Linked DNA regions of Homo sapiens: region 1 is linked to region 2. Evidence: read pairs that join two places in POLR2A ChIA-PET (ENCODE). Cell type or tissue: Caco-2. All regions are shown on one strand. Links, peaks and the distances in the headings refer to the core of each region. The heading gives the core; the rest is flanking DNA.

Region 1 (2,806 bases), core at 292-2,791, 190 kb before region 2:
TCTGAAAACTGGGGGTAATGATAGCATCTCCTTCTTAGGATTGCTGTGAGGATTCAATGAGATAAACCTCAAATTAGCACATGCCTGGCACCTCCAAGGGCTCCATAGAAAGGTGGGGTATTACTGTCTTACCGTGTAATTGAATGGTGGCATTATAACGCTATTTTTCAGGAGGCTTGTGAAAAAAATAACTTCTCATTAAAAAAATAATTTTAGACTTTAAAAAAGTTGCAAAAGTAGCACAAAGAATTCCTGAATACCTTTCACCAAGATTACAAATATACACATAAAGAAAAAAACAGGGCCGGGCGCAGTGGCTCACGCATGTAATTCCAACACTTTGGGAGGCCAAAGCGGGTGGATCACGAGGTCAGGAGATCAAGACCATCCTGCCTAACACGGTGAAACCCCGCCTCTACTAAAAATACAAAGAAAAAAAAAAAAGTTAGCCAGGCATGGTGGCACGCGCCTGTAGTCCCAGCTACTTGGGAGGCTGAGGCAGGAGAATTGCTTGAACCTGGGAGGCGGAGGTTGCAGTGAGCCGAGATCATGCCACTGCACTCCAGCCTGGGCAACAGAGTGAGACTCTGTCTCAAAAAAAAAAAAACAAAAAACAAAACAAAACAAAAATATATATTGACATATATGTACACACATAGAAACATATAAACATGTATATACGTATTTCCCCCTGAAGTGTTTGTGAGTCAAATGCAGACTTGTTGGCCCTTTACCCCTTAATACTTCAGTGTGCATTCTTTAAAAGCAAGGACATTCTCCTATATACCATTATACTATAATTGTACAAATATAGCACAATTGGTACAAATTAATACAAATATGCAAATATAGTAAAATTATCAAAATCATGAAATTAACATTGGTACAATACTATTATCTAATGATCAGACCATATTCAGATTTTGTCAATTTTCCCACAATGTCCTATATAACAAAACAAAATCTCTGATCACCTCCTGCATTCATTTGCCCTGTCTCTGAGTCTCCTTGAGTCGGTAACATTTCCCCAGACTTTCTTTGTATTTCGTGACCTCGACATTTTTTAAGAGTGAAGGCTAGTCACGTCGTAGAAAGTTCCTCTTTGGGTTTGACTGATGTTTCCTCATGGTTAGATTTGGGTTAGGCGTTTTGGGCAGGAGCACCACGGTGACCTACACACTGCATCACAGTCTTGTGCACATTTTTGTTGACAACTTTATTTATTTATTTTATTTACGTTTTTTTGAGATGGAGTCTCACTCTGTCGCCCAGGCTGGAGTACAGTGGCACGATCTCAGCTCACTGCAACCTCCGCCTCCTGGGTTCAAGCGATTCTCCTGCCACAGCCTCCCGAGTAGCTGGGATTACAGGCATGTGCCACCACGCCCGGCTAATTTTTGTGTTTTTAGTAGAGACGGGGTTTCACCATGTTGGCCAGGCTGATCTTGAACTCCTGACCACCTTGGCCTCCCAAATGCTAGGATTTACAGGCATGAGCCACTGCGCCTGGCCTGTTGACAACTTTAAATGGGGTTTCCAGATGGGGGGAAGGTAAGGAATTACTGAACGACTTACATGAGAACATACACCCTGAGGGACTTGATAAACATGTGAATCCTCCAAACCTGCTGAGTCGTACCTCTGAGAGTGTGCCTAAGAACTTGCAGGGTTCACCAGCATACTAGGTGACCAGTTGTCTACAGTGTTCCTTCCAGCTGTGACATTCCCAGGCGTGGCCAAAAGATGGCGCTGCAGACTGCACTTTCAACGGAGTTTCCTTTCTGGAGAAACAGCTGGGCTTTGGTGAATTCAAGCTCACATCTACCAGGAACACTTGGTACCTCCTGTTTGCTCCTTGGAACCGGGCCTTTCCCACCGCTATCCTCCTATCACTTCATAGTGACTTTTCTGGATGCCCCAGGACCTCACAGGAGTTAGAATTCACTTTGGGGTTCCTAAGCCAGAGATGATTCACTCTGCAAGGTGAAGAGAAAACCCCTCCCAGTTTTCTGAAGAGCAAACCAAGAACTGTTAAAATAGTAATAGGCCAGTCACAGTGGCTCATGCCTGTAATCGCAGCACTTTAGGAGCTGAAGCAGGAGGATCACTTGAGCCCAGGAGTTCCAGACCAGCCTGGGCAACATAGGAAGACCCCATTTCTTTTTTTTTTTTTTTAGTATTTATTGATCATTCTTGGGTGTTTCTCGGAGAGGGGGATTTGGCAGGGTCATAGGACAATAGTGGAGGGAAGGTCAGCAGATAAACAAGTGAACAAGGGTCTCTGGTTTTCCTAGGCAGAGGACCCTGCGGCCTTCCGCAGTGTTTGTGTCCCTGGGAACTTGCGATTAGGGAGTGGTGATGACTCTTAAGGAGCATGCTGCCTTCAAGCATCTGTTTAACAAAGCACATCTTGCACTGCCCTTAATCCATTTAACCCTGAGTTGACACAGCACATGTTTCAGAGAGCACAGGGTTGTGGGTAAGGTTATACATTAACAACATCCCAAGGCAGAAGAATTTTTCTTAGTACAGAACAAAATGGAGTCTCCTACGTCTACTTCCCTCTACACAGACACAGCAACGATCTGATTTCTCTATTTTTTCCCCACGTTTTCCCCTTTTCTATTCGACAAAACTGCCATTGTTATCATGGCCCGTTCTCAATGAGCTGTTGGGTACACCTCCCAGACGGGGTGGCTGCCGGGCAGTGGGGCTCCTCACTTCCCAGACGGGGCAGCCAGGCAGAGGCGCCCCCTACCATCCAGACGGGGCGGCGGCCGGACGGGGGCTGCCCCCCACCTCCCCG
Region 2 (2,806 bases), core at 23-2,522:
CTGAGTAAACTGAGGCCCAGAAAGGGGGAGTGGCTTACCATGTTCACATGGTGAGTTCCCAGCAGGCCCATGGACTTTCCTCTGCAGCCTGCAGCTTCTTCTCCAGCACTGTTTGCATGTGCACGCGCACACAAACACACACACACACCCGAACAGGGAGCTCATCACCCCTGAGGCCACCCCTTTTATGATCCGGCGTCTCTGAGTGGTTAGAGTAGCCTGAAGTTCACCACCCTGTGCCTTCATTCAGATAACTGTGCACTGAGGGCGTTGGCCAGGCCAGATGCCCTCCAGGGTCCCGCTTTGAAGAACATGACCACACACTCCCCCTCCCCAAGTCATTTCTTCCCACGCCCAGAATTGGGAGAATTTCAGTCCAAGCCAGTGGTCACAGGCCTAGCCACTGAATGAGTGAAGACAGAAGACCTCAGCCTGCAAGGAAGTGGGGGAGCTGGACAAGGGAGGTCTCCTAGCAGCCCCTCATGTCCAAATCTGCCTCTCCTGCCCCAGGTCAGCGACTGGATGGAGCAGGAAGGAAGGCGGTGCCTGCAATCACTGACCCCCAAGGATGGAAGTTTGGAGACAGTGGAGAAAGCCCACGCAGAATTTGAGAACTTCTTCCTCCAGGCTGCAGTGCGTTCCAGACAACAGAGGAGCAGGACTGGAGCAGATGGAGAGGGCGTTAGAGGGGGTGGCACTGCCAGGGCAAAGCTGTGGAGGTGGGAAAGAGCAAGAAAAGTTCCAGAGACAGTGAGGGAACCAGCTTGGATTGCAGAGTTCAGCTGAGATGTTATCTCCCCCAGAGATTCTTACCAGATGGCCAAGCCCAAAGAATATTCTGAATCCCCCAGAGGGTTTCTTAAAATGCAGTTTCCAGGGCCCCATCCTAGACCTAATAACTCAGCCTCACAGAGCCGGGGGTTGGAGGGCAGGGAAGCTGCATCAACGTGATGCGATGTGACAAGGCTCTGGACCACAGGGTGATTCAGCCCCGTATCAGCGCTCAGGAATTCTCAGGCCAGTGGGGAGCGGGGGCGGGGGCGGGGACAAACAGGGAAGCGCACAGTAAGGGAGAATGTGGGGACTCAGAGCAGGAGCCTTTGGAGTCAGAGAAGTTTTCCAGAAGGAACATCTAAGCAGAGCCCGGCTAGGCAAAGTGAACTGCCATGGCGAGGGCCTGGAGACTTCCAGAAGCGTGATAACTGCTCTTAATTGTTCAACCCTCACCAGGAGCTAAGCCCTGTGAGGTGGGTGCTATTAGGGTCCCCATTCTACAGATGAGGAAACTGAAGCTCAGGAAGTCTCCTGGCTCGCCAGCAAGGCAGCTGGAGGTTGCTGACCTCCGAGGGAGGCCCCAGCCAAGGTGGGTGCTGAGTGGGCGCCCCCTCCTCTCCCCTCTCAGGCCCAGTACCGCCGAGGCCTGGAGCTGTCCAAGCAGGCCGCTCAGCTGGGAGCTACAGCCAGAGGGGCTGGGGAGGCAGAACGTGCAGAGTTCCCAGAGCTGGCAGCCTTTGCCTCTACCCAGCGGGCCTTCCAGGCTGAGCTGACCCACTTTTACATGGCGGCCGAGCGGCAACGCACGGACCTCGAGACGCTGCTCCACCTGCACCGCTTCTGCAAGAGGGTGAGCCCCGCGGCCCACCTGCACAGATACCCCCCGATCCCCTGGCTGGGGCTATGGTGGGGACAGGGATACCTAGACACAGCCCCATGGCCTGACTGCATAGACACCGCCCCCATCCCTTGGATACCTAGACACAGCCCCCCCCCACCCACTTGCACAGACACCACCCCCATCCCCTGGCTGGGGGCACAGCAGGGACAGGGATACCCAGACACAGTCGGAGGCTCATCGTGATTCACTCCCCAAGTCTTGTAACAGGAAAAAAACAGAGGAAGGGGAAGAGCTGAGATTTGAACATAGATGTGTCTGTGGTACCCCGTGACATGCCTTATATGCTTCCCCAAAGAGAAGAGAAATGACGACAGATCCCTTCACCAAGCAGGCTTGACCATGGTGAGGATGAGGGGTTGTTGGGAGGGGAGTGCACATTTCTGAGTGTGTACACCATGCCAGACCTCCTGTGAGCACTTCACACACCTTACTTGACTTCATTCTTATCCATACCTCTTTGATGACAGGGAACCAATGTTGTTCCCATTTTACAGATGAGAAAACTGCCCAAAGAGGGCAGTGGTGAAGGATGATTTGATTTAGGAGCTGCCACCTGTCCTAAATTCATGTAGCCAAATCTCTCTTTAAAAAAAAATTATGGGAAAACTGAGGTCTGTGGGGACAAAGGAGCAGCCTGGGAGAGTGTGGTCCAGCTGGGACAGGGACCCCCATGGCTGGCCCAGACCCAGTGCCCTTGGCTGCCCCTTGCACTTGTCACCAAGGACAAAGCATGAGAAAGACCTGACCCCAGCCTCCCAGCTGTCAGGCCAGCCCCACGTGCAGGCCACAGCGATCACAGGCTGCTTCAGAGGGCAGCAGGAGGGACTCTGGTCAACTCACGCCTGGGGCCCTGGGAGGACAGGGCACTCTCTGTCTCCTTGGGACAGTGGGCAAGGGAGGCAGATGTTGGCAGTGGCAGCAAAGGGCTCCCCCAGTTCCAGCTGTGTACAGTTAAGAGCACGATACAGGCGGAATCCGAGCCTTGGAGTCTGGGGCTTCATGTCCTTGCGTGAGCTCTGTGACCTCAACCACAGTCTTCACTGCTCTAGGCCTCAGCTCTTTGCTAAGACCATAGTTAATGGCCGTGTAGTTCTTATGACAAGCCAGGCCCTGTTCTAGTCATTTCACGTA

The links. Peaks named below come from ENCODE experiments on the same cell type or tissue, not always from the same donor. Only the 100,000 strongest peaks of a DNase experiment are listed, where the experiment ranks them.
Region 1: POLR2A ChIA-PET joins it to region 2 with 10 read pairs; 2 of 35 experiments call an interaction of 5 or more read pairs at or near these places.

Annotation. Positions count from the first base shown.
Region 1 is chr20:38,407,707-38,410,512 of GRCh38, reverse strand. No RefSeq gene overlaps it. Among named protein-coding and RNA genes, the nearest start is that of SNORA71B, 16 kb to the left of the region's middle. In Caco-2, for the core only: a CTCF peak has its summit at 1,748 (motif pointing right); a DNase peak (open chromatin) is centred at 1,742.
Region 2 is chr20:38,216,071-38,218,876 of GRCh38, reverse strand. KIAA1755 reads left to right here. Exons shown (of 14, transcript NM_001029864.2): 12 at 511-633; 13 at 1,403-1,624. Among named protein-coding and RNA genes, the nearest start is that of KIAA1755, 43 kb to the left of the region's middle. RefSeq lists an enhancer at 163-1,362. In Caco-2, for the core only: no CTCF peak of the experiment used is centred there; a DNase peak (open chromatin) is centred at 1,016.